Linked DNA regions of Mus musculus: region 1 is linked to region 2. A link is a contact called in ENCODE POLR2A ChIA-PET data. All regions are on one chromosome and are shown on one strand. Each heading gives the region's core, a stretch centred on a gene start or an enhancer-like site at or near the end of the contact. The rest is flanking DNA. Distances are from core to core; before and after follow the strand shown.

Evidence for each region. ChIA-PET counts read pairs that join two places held with the same protein, here RNA polymerase II (POLR2A).
Region 1: POLR2A ChIA-PET joins it to region 2 with 14 read pairs in Patski. The contact joins the promoter of Ulk2 here to the promoter of Prpsap2 in region 2. POLR2A ChIA-PET finds 5 or more read pairs at or near these places in 3 of 5 experiments (Patski and embryonic stem cell).

Annotation. Positions count from the first base shown.
Region 1 is chr11:61,851,308-61,858,359 of GRCm38, forward strand. Ulk2 (unc-51 like kinase 2) reads right to left here and starts at 3,785. Exons shown (of 27, transcript NM_013881.4): 1 at 3,180-3,785; 2 at 1,959-2,051. The coding sequence starts at 3,269.
Region 2 is chr11:61,757,181-61,763,746 of GRCm38, forward strand. It overlaps Prpsap2 (phosphoribosyl pyrophosphate synthetase-associated protein 2), which reads right to left and starts at 4,908. Exons shown (of 12, transcript NM_144806.2): 1 at 4,774-4,908.

The DNA of each region.
Region 1 (7,052 bases), core at 2,535-5,034, 93 kb after region 2:
GGTTCCTTTTTTAAAATGTTTTATCTTGTCTGTTTACTTGTGTGTGTGTGGTGTGTGGTGGTGGTAGTGATGAGATGTTCTTATCTGCTTGACTATCTGTGCACCATGTGGGTGCAGTGGCCAGAAGAGAGCGTCAGTGCTCCTGGAACCAAAGCTATGCACAGCCAGCTCTGAGCTGCCATGTGGGTTCTGGCAACTGAACTAGGGACCTCTGAAAAAGCAGCTAGTTCTAATGAGTATTCTTGTTTGCCAAACAAGTGCCATAATTAATATGATTGCAGACTATCTACTAGTCTTCAGTGTTTGCCTTTAGAAACCATTTTCTGCCTGAAACATAATTCATAGCTCAAAAAACTCTTGCAACTGGTGCCCTGTTCTTCCCATCCCAAGAACTCTAATTCTTACCAAAATCTTACCAAATCTTACCAAAAATCCTCCACAGAATGCTTTTGAGGAAAGCAGCTGTTGGATGATATTTTGTGATCAAATCAGTATGGGAAACACTGGGTTAAGTACACCAAACCAGTAGAAAATTTCACTTTCTTTAGTGAGCCAGATGTTTGTAACTGTACAAATATTCAGTAAACAAAGTTTACCAAATTTCTTTGACCACAGGCTCTTTCATTTTCCTCTTGAAAGCATCTCACTTTGATAATGCTACAGGCTGTGAACTGATCTAAAAATGAACTTTCTTCTGGAGCTAGAGATTTGGCTCAGCAGTTAAGGGTATTTGTTTCTCTCACAGAGGACTTGGGTTCTATTGTCAGAACCAATATGGCAGCAGCTCACAACTGTCTGTAACTCCAGTCCAAGGGGACCTAACAAATAAATGTCTTCTGGTCTCCCTGGGCACCAGGTATATAAATACATACATGCAAGTAGAAACACTTATACACATAAAGCAATAAAATAAATAAATCCAAAATAAATAACTATTAAAAAGTAACTTCTGGCTGGGCAGTGGTGGCACATTCCTTTAATTTCAGCATTCTGACAGCAGAGGCAGAGGCAGGCAGACCTCTGTGAATTTGAGGCCAGCCTGATCTATCAAGTTCCAGGAGAGCCAGGGTGGTTACACAGAGAAACCCTGCCTCAAAAAAAAAAAAAAAAAACCAAAATAAATAAATAAAACTTTCTTCTATTTATAAGGGGGGAAAAAGGATACCAAGTTCTCTTACTCCTTCCCCAAAACGTAAGGGTATAGGAATATGATAAATATGTCAGCAGAAAAGAGCAATATACCAACTGTATCTGCCTGGCATTCAAACAGCAGCACTGTAATTATAAGAAATCATAAGAAGTTAAAAATCTTCAGAGAATCCCTCTGTTTGGCCAAATCACAAACATCTAGTCTCAAAAACAGCCTCAAAGGGGGCTGCAGAGATAGTTCAATGGCTAAGAGCACTTGATGCTCCTGCAGAGAACTTAAGTTAGGTTTCGAGCACCTATACCCATCTCCAGGGGTTGCAAATGCCTTCATTGGGCACTGTACTCGTGTGCATATTTCCACACATGCATAAAAATAAATTTTTCCAGCTTGGCAGTGGTGGTGGTACACACCTTTGATTCCAGGACTCCGGAGACAAAGGTAGGCAGATCTTTGAGTGAGTTCCAGGACAGCCAAGGCTATCTGTGCTTTTCTAGCACTCCAGAGGCAGAGGCTGGCAAATCTCTGAATTTGGGGCCAGCCTGAACTACACAGTGAGTTTCAAGTCAACCAAGGTCACATAGCAAGACAAGACCCTATCTCAAAGTAAACAAACAAATCTTTGAAAATAGCTTCAGAATACTCTGTAACTCAAAACAGCAACAAAAACAAAACACATGCAAAATGAACAGCAACTAAAAATTATCAAACTTTAATCCAACTACCAAACTTCAAAGGATGTTATAACATGCTCTTTTAACTCAGGGTAACTTTTAACTCAGACTGTGATAGGTATTCTAAAATAGCATACCTTTAAGATTTTTATTTCCTTTCCAAGCAGAATTTGTGATTTTGACAAGTTCTTTTTATTAATACTTTTAATAGCCACCTCCCAATCAGTTTTCTAAAAAGGAAAAAAACAGTGTTATGCCTGAAAATTATAACATAGAAACAACTCAATAATAAAAGCTGTAAATTTATTTTTAGCCACTCAATGTATATGTGGTAGTGGGGAAACATGGCAAAGACCTCAAATCTCAAACTAAAAAACTGATTTCATAAACAACACAATACATAGCAATGTCCTACAGCACTAGTCATTAAAAGTTGTAAATACAAAGACCATATAGGATCAGTTGAAAAAAGTTTACAGTCACATAGGAGTTATGGATAAATAAACTTGGGAAGTGATAGAGTTTAATGAAGTTATCCTGGCTGGATTACACTGCTCTTATTTTTTTTCCTTGACTTTTAAGTTATTTCATAATGAATAAGACATAGACGACAGTACCTTTTTAATAGGCACTCTTGAAACAAACAGAATAACCAAAGCTTTTTTTTTTTTTTTTAATTACTTCCAGTCTCAATGTGCCTTCTCAAATTCTTTAGATTCTATAACCTCGTGTGACCTATTTGCGAAACAGTGGCTTGGAAAAAACAAAGAAACAACAAAAAAAAAAACCCAAACAACTGAGGTTTGAACTTGCATCTACGTTGTATTATTAGGTTAGGGTCCAACTACCTTTGTCACTTATTTCCTCTAACTCAAAAAGGGGAGGGATACTACAAAGCTCCCCCAGACACAGAGGAACGTGATAGTCTGAGAAAGCTTCAGACTAACGGGAAACGCGCCCGTTTTCCGCTGGGTGTGCAATTATCCACGGTAAAGGTGACAAGCTCCGGAAAGCCCGGGGCAGGGAGAAGGGACAAAGGTCCACCGACCCATAGTATGGACAAGCACATTACACTGTGCAAACACTGGAGTCCTAGTCGCTTCGGGACCAGTGGCTTCTCTGAGCAGCAAGTCCCCGGGCGCACCTCGGTTACCCAGCACACTGTCAGGGAAGAACATCAGTGGCTCTGCGCCCGTCGGTAGGTGGAGCTCAGCCTAGCGGCTCTGGCCTCCAAAACAAACCCTGCGACAGTGACAGCAAGCACAAAGGCAGGCAGGCCCGGGGAGCCCTGCCCAGCGGCCAGGACCGGGGCGCTGGCTCCCCAGTTTCGCACCAGACAACGGGCCGGCGGCGCTCACCTGGCGGTGCCGCCCCCGGAAGACCACAGCGAAGGCCCCGTGTCCCACGAGGTCCCGCTTGCAGTACTCGAAGTCGCCCACCACCTCCATGGCCGCGCCCCCGGGACATAGAGCGCTAGGGTGGGCAGGCGTGGCGGAGAACCGGGATCAGCACCGCGGGCCCGAGGGCCCCAAGCACGCCCGCGGGCGGCGGGACAGGGGCAGCCACGGCCCCGGGCCCGGATGGACACTCATGCCGAGAGGCCGGAGCGGAAACGGGACGGGCCGCCGCGCGGAGCCGGGGTCAGCGAGGCCTGGGCCCGGTCGCTTCTCATGGCCCGGGCCGCCGTCGGCCGCGGGGCTCTAGCCAAGCGGCCTGGGCACTGCCCGGCCGAGGGCACCGCCGCCGTCACTGGGCGTACCCGGAGCTACCCGCGCGCCTGACAGCGGTGCAGGGCCGGGGCCGCGCCATCCCCGCAGGTGCGGCTGCCTCCGCTTGTTGCGCCCGCGGCGCTGCTGTGTAGCGGCCGCCGCCCTGGAACCCGCACAGCCGCGGTGGCGGCTTCTGCCTGCTTCGCGGGAGCGCCCAACGCACGCGCGCGCGCCGGCCGCTCCGCGCCGACTACCGGCCCTGTGCGACGTCAGCGCGTCTTGTAGGACGATGCGCCCCAGTCCTGCTCCCTCCGCCGAGAAAAGGAGTGCGCACCCCGGGACGCGGCGCCAGGCACCGGGGCGAGTCTGCAGTCACTGGAGCGAGTTGGCGAGCAGGGGTGTGGGGAGGAGGCCGCGGCTGCTTAGGAACGGGCGGCGGGCTCGGCTCCGCTCGGCTCGGCGCCCGCGGCTAGCTAGAGCCCGCCACGCCCTGACCTGAAGCCACCCTCTAAGAGGCGGATCTTGAACTCCGGCCCCGGGAGTCGCTGAGGCGGTGCAGACACTGGAGACAAAAACTCCGGGAGCTGCCTTTCAAATCCAGACCGCAAACTGCTAGACAACCCACCTAAGGGATAGGGTCTGACTGGAACCTGCGCCTTCTGGGGGTCTCTAGACTTCTGAGGGAGGCTCAGAACCTCCTTTCTAAGGAGGCGCTTCATCACACCAGTCAACTACCAGTTTGCCTCGGGCTTTTTTTTTTCCTCGGATTGTTTAGGTGAAAAATGATAGTCAACTTTTGCTCAAGAAAGCATTACAAAGCCATGGTAAACAATATGTGTGACCCCATACCTAAGTGTGTGTTCAGGTTTGGGGATGTTGCTGTCAATTTCATCGCCTGCCCCTGAAACAACTCCTCTCACCTCTCTCACTTCTCTCACCTCTCCCTCTCTGTCTCTGTCTCTCTCTCCTCTCTTCTTCCTCCTCCTCCCCTCCCCCCTCTGATTTTACTTTTATGTGTATGGGTGTTTTGCCTGCATATATGTGCACCACGAGTGCACCTAGTGCCTGCAGAGGCCAGACCAGGGTGTCGATCTGAAACTGCAATTACAGATAGCTATGAGCCACAATGTAGGTACTAGGAATCAAACCTGAGTCCTCTGGAAGACTAGCCAGTGCTCTTAACCACTGAGCCGTATCTCCAGCCAGCCCTCTGGAACTCATCTTGACAAACAGGTAGAAGCCCTAAAAACCTTCAGCTTTGAGACAGGTCAGGAATCTGAAAGCAATGTCTCTAGTCCATTTTCTTTTCCTAAAAAAAGAATACCACAGACTCAGTAAGTCCATTTTCCATTGCTAGAACAAAATGCCCCAGGCTTGGCACCTTATAAAGAAATGAGATTTATGCAGCTCACAGTTTTGGAGGCTGACACCCCAAACAGCAAAGCACCAGCTCTGACAAGGAGCTCATGAAAAAAGGCTTCACAAGGGACTATGGGACAGAAAGAGATCACAGGGCAAAGAAACCAGAGACTGAGAAGGGACCAGTGTTACGACTGTATAACAACTCACTTTTGAAAGAACCCGTATCACAGTCTCTCAATTCAACTTACTTCTTGCCACACGGAGGACCAAGCATCCACCACAGGAAACTTTGAGGAACACATTCAAACCATCCAAACCATAGCAGTAAAGTAAAAATTGTTTTCTTAAGCACAGAAAAATCTTGTCTTGAAATACCAAACAAACAAACAAACAAACAAACACCAAACACTAGAAAACAAAAAGTTTTTAAAAGATGTATTTATTATTATATCTAAGTACACTGTAACTGTCTTCAGACCCACCAGAAGAGGGTGTCAGATCTCATTATGGATGGTTGTAAACCACCATGTGTTTGCTGGGATTTGAACTCAGGACCTCTGGAAGAACAGTCAGTGAGTGCTCTTAACTGCTGAGCCATCTTTCCAGCCCCCCCCCTTTTTTTCTTTTTTTAGTTCTAGTCCACAGAAGTGGCACAAAGCATCCTAAGATGAGATCCAGGAAGTAGTGAGGGGGCCTAGGCCAGCTGGAATATTTTTTTTCTCTCCTAGATGTAGAGGATCAGACCCAGGGCCTCACACACGCTAAGCAAGTGCTCTACCACTGAGCTTTAGCTCCAACACCTACCCACCTTTTAAAAGACAAGTATTTAATGTGTGTGTACTTTTGCTCCCTTATGTGGAGGTCAGAGGGTAACTTGCAGGAGTCAGGTTTTTCCCTCCATCATGTGGGACCTTCCTTTGGAACTTAGGTAGCCTTGGTGACATGGCAAGCACCTTTATCCTATCTAGTGAGCCATCTCACAGGCCCTCCCTCGCTTCTTTTATAGCAGACCTACCCAGAAGGCAACATATTTACCTAGTAACTTCATGAATGGATTTGTCTGTACCTGAGGACAGACCTGTAGTGGTTTCTAATGATAATTTGGGTCCCCCCAAACTGTTTGTCTGCACATACGACACTGAGGGACTCTGTCCCAAGTTAATTCTGATTGGTAAACAAAGATGCCAGCAGCCAATAACTGGGAAGAAGAGACATAGGTGAGGGTTTAGGTTCCCTGGGCTTGGGACCAGGAGGAAGAGAAGGGAGCCGCTATGGAAAAGGAAGAACTAGCAGGAGGGAGAAGAGCTGCCATAGACTAGGGGCCAGAGGGCTGCTTGGCTGGAGCTGAGAGCAGCCCAGATGGAACAGTAAATTGTGAGTGATGGCTTGGGATTATCAATGGGAAGGTAGATTCTAACAACATGGAGGGTAGGCAGTTGTCCAGCTATTGTGCTGCCTAAGACATATTTAAAAAATAAGACTGTGTGTGTGTCTTTCATCCAGGAACACATGGTCTTAGGTGGAAACGAACCCCAGAACAGGATTTATTAAATATTTATCACTACCCAGACTCATAGTCACTTCTTGAGTCCCTGGTCCCAGCTCTTCTTAAGGAGATTACATTTACCACAAGTTTCAGAAGGAACAAACTTTATCCCGGCTATGGCACCTTCTTCATACTCTCAAAATGGGGGGCTTTGCGGTAGATGATGATGAATATGCACATACCCCTTTCTAGAAGTAGGTTTCATGTATGTCCAGCTCCCCTCTCCACGTTGGGATTTGGGCTTGCATCAATCTTGTGTGTGCTGTCACAGGTTCGTATGTGTAGCTGCGCTGTTGTGTCCAAAAGATACTGCTTCCCTGTAATCATCCACCATCCCTGACTCCATGTCCTCTTCTGCAGTGATCCCCCAGCCTTTGGTGGAGGGGTGTCATGTATATGTTCAATTCTGGGCTGAACAATTCCAACGTCTCTCAATCTTGGCCAGTTATGGGTTTCTGTGTTCATCATCAATCAAGTACAGCTTCTCTGACGGTTTTAAGATGCTCTAACCTCAAGTGAAGGGTCAGAGGGCAAGAAAGCATTTGAAGGGGGCTGGGCTTGACAACTAAGAACATAGACTGTCCTTGCAGAGGATCTGAGTGGCTCACAACTCC
Region 2 (6,566 bases), core at 3,658-6,157:
CACATTCTTTGGTCTTCTCTGTGTTTACTCAGCTTGGCTAGCTCTCGGGAGACTCATTTGGCTGTGTTTTGTTTTGCTTTAGTGTTTTTATTTTATTATGAAAACTAAAATATTTGTTATGCCCCAAATACATCTTCCAGTTAAAACCTGAAACATGACTGATAAGGCTGAATTTGCCAGCCCCACCCTGACTCTTCCAGAGCTCCTCCTCTGGCAATTAGGGTTCTTTCACTTTACAAACATACTGCTTCAGGCCTTTCCCACACATTCAGACACTGAACTCTATACATTCAATGTTTCTAGCTCAAAAGAGTGTATCACTGTGACTATCCGTAAGTGGCTTGTTCAAACAACTTGAGTTATAGGACAAGCTATTCTATTCTTCCTAAGTGCTGCCTCAACTTCCACAGTGTGGCTATGTTGTGGTCAGTGGATCATCATCTAAGACAGGCTTCATGCACACATACAGTGGGATCACCAGGCTAGGAGAGCACATGTGTAGCAGAGCAGCCTTTAAGGGATATTCTAAATGGAAAGTCCAGGGTTCCAACACAAGCTACAGTTCAATTTCTCTGAAGTTATTATGTCACAAATGTCTGCACAGCCAACCAACTAATGTTGGTAAGGAGTCCACTGGTGCACACTGTGAAAAGTGGCTGTGGACCAGGAGTCCACAGATACTACTCAGTCAAGCCCAGTCCTTCAAAAGCCTGAACCATTTCAATATCATTTCTAGATGTACTGAGCACAGCCACAAAGCCTGAAAACTTACTCTGCTCCTTCTGTAACACATATTTCAATCCTGGCTTTCAGAGAATGGGGCTTAGCTTAAAAAATGGGGTAGTGGAAAAGAACCACTGTATCAGCAGGGCTGGAGTGAGGGGGTGAGGGCTATGAGCACCTGCAGTTCTCGCAGAGGACCCAGCTTAGGCTTGCAGCAACCACACAGTAGTTCATAACAGTCTTGGTTATCTACTAAATTAATAATCAGTAAAATGCCTGGGGTGGCCATTACGCCCCTAAACTTCAAATAAGAAGTTCCTAAATAACAATACAAGAGACCCTGAGAGGATCCGAGGCAGCATAAAGTATTAAGGGGTAGGAAGGGCTCTTATATATACTTCGGCCTCTCTCTTCTAGGTCTACAGGATTCCAGTCCCTAGGATTGGAGCCCTCATCTGAGGCCCATCACCCCAATTTCTACCTTAGAACCAGTCTTCCTCTCCTTGCAGCCTGTGGTTCTTTCCTTGAGGATTTAAAGGAAACATTCTACTCTCACACACACAACAGCCCAGCCTCTCTTTACCCTGTACTCCTCCAGGACATCTCTTGAAGACTTTCCTTTTGTGGCTCAAATGAACAGAGCAGTCTGCCTGGTCTCCAAAACTGAACCCAGAGCAACAGCTTGTAAACTCTGACATAAGGGTTGAAGTGTAGCTTAACAGTGGAAGGCTTGCCTAGCACGAGGCATGCCTTGGGTTCCATGCCAAATCCTAATGTATGCCCACCCTTGAACAGCAGGGGCAGGCAGGGCATGAACCTAGAAAGGGCATCAGAACAATCACTATGACTGCCCAACTCACAAGCTGTTCACCTCTAAGAGCTGCCTCCAGTTCCACTTTCCCTCCCACTTAGAAATTCCAACAGTGTTTTGGTTTTTTTGGGACAGGGACTCTCTATGTAGCCCTGGCTAGCCTGGAACTCATTATGGAGTCAAGGCTGGCTTCAGATTCAAAGATATCCACCTGCCTCCCAAATACTGAGATTAAAGGCATGCATGTGCTACCAAGACCAGCCTCCTACTTCAATGTGCTATTTATCAGGCTAAGAATCACTAGTCGGCAGTGTTCATTAGCACAAAGTTTCCCTGTGACATGGAGAGTACAGAGACTGTTTCCACTCTCCCATCATGTGTTGTAATTGCTTTTGTGTTACCCTAAACTTACTCGAGAATATGAAATTTATGCAGGGATAAAAACAAATCTTTTCCAGAGACTTTCAAGACTGAAAGAACAAATCATATTCATCTCTCTGAATGAGACAACCTGTCAGACTTCATGAGTGAAGAGGTCCTCACACTGAAGATCACTTGTTTTAGATGGATTTACCACCACTGTATTTCAACATTCATACTAGAGATGATGAAGCCGCACCATTTGTGCTGTTTCCTCCCTAAAGCAGCCACTGTCTAACCAATCCTTCTAAGATGGCTAAAGGAAGACAGCTGTGGGCTTACACCACAGCAGGCCTGAGCCACAGCCTAGACCTGCATACCTCCCAGACAATGAAGATAGAGGCTTGGAAAAGCTTCTCCACCAAAATGGAAGGTCCAGGCAGCAGAGGCTCAACCAGTGTGTGCTGAACATAGCCTCACTTCAGGCACAACAGTTCGAAAACAGAATTGAAAATCATTTGTTGGGGCTGGAGAGATGGCTCAGCGGTTAAGAGCACTGACTGCTCTTCTGAAGGTCCTGAGTTCAAATCCCAGCAACCACATGGTGGCTCACAACCATCCGTAATGAGATCTGACTCCCTCTTCTGGTGTGTCTGAAGACAGCTACAGTGTACTTATATATAATAATAAATCTTAAAAAAAAAAAAAAAAAGAAAAGAAAAAAAGAAAATCATTCCTTAGCAAAGAGGATCCAGGAGTTACTTTCATTAACTCACTCCTGGAAAATCTGCTTCAATGGTAGGTAGAGCATTTGCCCATCATGCACAGGGCCTGGGTTCCAACCCCAGCATGGGAAAAAAAGCCGGACTTGCAGAAATGGATTAGAAGTGTACTTTAGTGGAAAATTAGGTGCTTTGTGCTGCAGGCCTGGGTTTAATCACCAACACAATAAAAAGCACAGGCAGGTGGTGTCGGCACCTTTAATCCTACCACTTGGGAGGCAGAGGCAGGTAGATTTCTAAGTTGGAGGCCAGCCAGTTCTACAGAGCAAATTCCAGGACAGCCAGGTTTACGTAGAGAAACCCTGTCTTGAGAAACCAATAAATATACAAATAATTAGTTAATTAATTAAGAATAAATAGATAAAAAGGAGAAAATAAAAGTTGAGGCCTGGCCATGGTGGCATACACCTTTAATCCCAGAGGTTGGGAGGCAGAGGTAGGCAAATCTCTGAATTTGAGGCCAGCCTGGTCTACAAAGAGTTCCAAGATAGCCAGGGCTGTTACACAGAGAAACCTCCGTCTCCAAAATAAAATAAAGTAAAATAATTGAGAAACTGCAGGGCAGAGATAAAACCACATTACTCTTCCATATTCTGTGGTTACTGGCATTTTGCTTTCTTATGGCTAATGCTGTTCTGAGAGTTTTGATTTTTTGTTTTGTTTTTGTGACAACTTGGGAGAAGCAGGAAATAAATCTAAAACTATTTTAAATTTGGAGAAGTAACTTTTATTCATTTAATGTGTATGGGTGTTTTCTCTGCACACCGCGTGTGCCTGGTACTCTTGGAGACCAGCAGAGGGTGTCAGATTGGGTGGGTCTAGCATTAGAGGTGGTTGTAGGCTGTCACGTGGGTGGGTGCTGGAACTGACTCAGTCTTGAACAACTAGTATTCTTAACCAGCCAGTTCTCCAGCCCCCACACCTGGGGAAGCAGTTTTAATAGGAAAACAGGTTTGACATTACTTCCCAGACTTTAACGAAGTCATACGAGGTAACCTCTTCCTCATAACAGTGGCCCCTGAAGGACAGAGTGGGGTAGCAGTCTGATATGCAATACAGTTCCCTGCATACAACAATAGGTTGCGACTCTCAGTCATACAGAGCATGACTTGGCAACCTGATGAACTACAGGCAATAGAATCAAATACCCAGATTTTGAAATGTCTATTGCAAACATACCTTATCAGAAAAAAAGATACATACTAAATGCCAAAGAAAGAGCACAGAACTATGTTTTGGTGTTGTCAATTCTTGGAGCTTATCCCAAGTATAGAGCTATATTGTCAATGATAGAAAGTACAATTTAAAAACAAAACAAAACAAACAAACAAACAAACAAACAAAAAACCCCCAACAACTTTGTAGCCCTGTTTGCCAGGAACTCGCTCTGTGGACCATGAGCCCTCAAGATCCTTTCACCAGTCTCTGAGATTAAGGGGTGTGCCATCAAGCCCCACAAACTGCAAGATTATTTAAGAACAGAAACACTGGTTCTATGTTAAACCACAGAGTAGCTAATGAATATAATGTGCATATCTCTGCAAAAATTGGATAATAATGATACAAACTACAGCAGTTAAAAGACAAGAAAGGTTTCCTATAGTGGGGCTTAGGGGCACGCACCTATTTTATTTTTATTTGTGCATTTAAATTGTTAAGCACTAGGGCATGAGATGGGTCAATGGCAGGCCGCTTGCATTGCTTCACCTTGCATTCGACTCCAGAACCGCAAGAAAAAAAAAAAAAAAGAAAAAAAAAAAACATAAAACATTAGAACTCACACTTCCTCAGGCCTCAAAGCTCGGTTCAGTATTTTCGTATCCCTCACAAAAGCTAAACACCCAAACTCTGCCAATATCGATATAAGAAAAATAAATCCTTATCAATAATGTAACAGATTGAGGAAGAGATTTTTCTGCAGAGTATCTTATGCCGCTCCTCCTACGTCTGATTGGAGCCCAATCATCCACTAAGGCTGGTGGAGCCGAACACGGGGCCCCGGGCTCGCCCCGGAGCAACAAGGGCCATGGCTCCCGCCCGGCACCGCGCGAGCTCGCGGGGCCCGCCGTCCGCCCGCCGAGGCTCCCGCCCGCCTACCTGGTCCCGACCCCAGCCCGGCCCGCCGCAGCCTCGGCTGCCGAAGGAAGAGAGCACAGAGCTCCGCACGGCGTCTTACAGCAAAATGGCGACTCTAAGCGCGAGAAAGTCTTTCGAGACTGCGAGGCCAGGGGCGGGGCCTGAGGGCAACTGACTAGAGTGGGCGAGGCCGTCGAGGGGCGTGGTCTGGAGGAAGAGGGGCGGGGCAGAAAGTGGGGTAGAAGGCAATGCATTTGATGCTGTGGGCGTGGCCGCCAGAGTGGGCGGGAGGATGTTGTGTGGGCGTGGTCAGACTCGAGGAAAGTGGGGGAGAATTAGAGTGGGCGTGGTTGGAAGTGTGGTTAAAATTCATAGGTTCTGACTGGGTTCAAGTCTTTACTGTCCTGCAAGACTGAGCAAGTCACCTCTTTGACCTGAGTTCTTCTGAAAAAGAGATGACAGCAGTACCCCCATCTCCTGGGGTTGGGAGGAGTGAGTGAGAAATCTGCGAACCTCTTGGCATGGTTCTTAGCATACAGTCGATGAGCAGTTATCATTCATAATTATTCGCTTTGTTGTCCCTTCCTTCTTTTCAGTGGTTAAGAGTATATACTGCTTTTCCAGAGAAGCTGAGTTTGGTTCCCAGAACCAATGTCAGGCAGTTCACAACTGCCTGTAATTCTAGCTCCAAGTCTCCCTGATGTCTCTGGCCTCCTCAGCCACCTGCACTCATATAAACATAAACATATACAAATAATTAAACATTCTAAAAGTTAGTTTTTTAAAAAATTGTAGCTCTGGGTGACCTGGAACTCACAGAGATCCATCTGTCTCTGCCTCCTGAGTGTTAGGATTAAAAGGGTGGCCATCATTCCTAGCAAATTGGTTGCTGTTGATATATCATTGCTGAATTCTTTATACCTTGAAATATGGTGATCCCTATTTTTTAAGGGGCTACTTGGCCCTTCCTCTCTTTCTTTTTTTTTTAAATATTTATTTATTTATTATACAGTAAATACACTGTAGCTGTCTTCAGACACTCCAGAAGAGGGAGTCAGATCTCATTACAGATGGTTATGAGCCACCATGTGGTTGCTGGGATTTGAACTCTGGACCTTTGGAAGAGCAGTCGGGTGCTCTTACCCACTGAGCCATCTCACCAGCCCCCAGTGATCCCTATTTATAACATAACAAACATATAGTGCATGCCAGGTATCAAGGCATTATTTATTATTATCTATATTTTATATTAATATATATTAACAGTAACTTTCAGAAATGGGGTAAGACTTATCTCTATTTAATTGCTGTGGGTACTCAGATGCCAGTGACAAAGCAATAGATAGGCACCACCTGCAGTGCCTTGCTCCATGTGTATACTTAAAGGCTCTCATCCACTGCACTTCCAGTTCACAAGTGAGACAAGCAGACATTTATGGGAGGATGCACAGGTGGCTAGAATTAATTATCAGAAGGCTGAGGATGGTTAGAATTCATAGGAGGGCTTGTGGGTAGCTAGAATTCATGGGAAGTATGCACGAAAACTGAAAAGAAGCTGTGTCTGGCTGACTGATGACAATTTCAGTACTGTGGGGGAGATTGGGATGTTGCAGGTTCAGAGGCTAGTTTACCTTTTCTTGGATTAATTTTGGCCCTCTGGAACAGCCATTTCTTTTTTTTTTTTTTTTTTTTTTGGTTTTTCAAGACAGGGTTTCTCTGTATAGCCCTGACTGTCCTGAAACTCACTCTGTAGACCAGGCTGGCCTCGAACTCAGAAATTCGCCTGCCTCTGCCTCCTAAGTGCTGGGATTAAA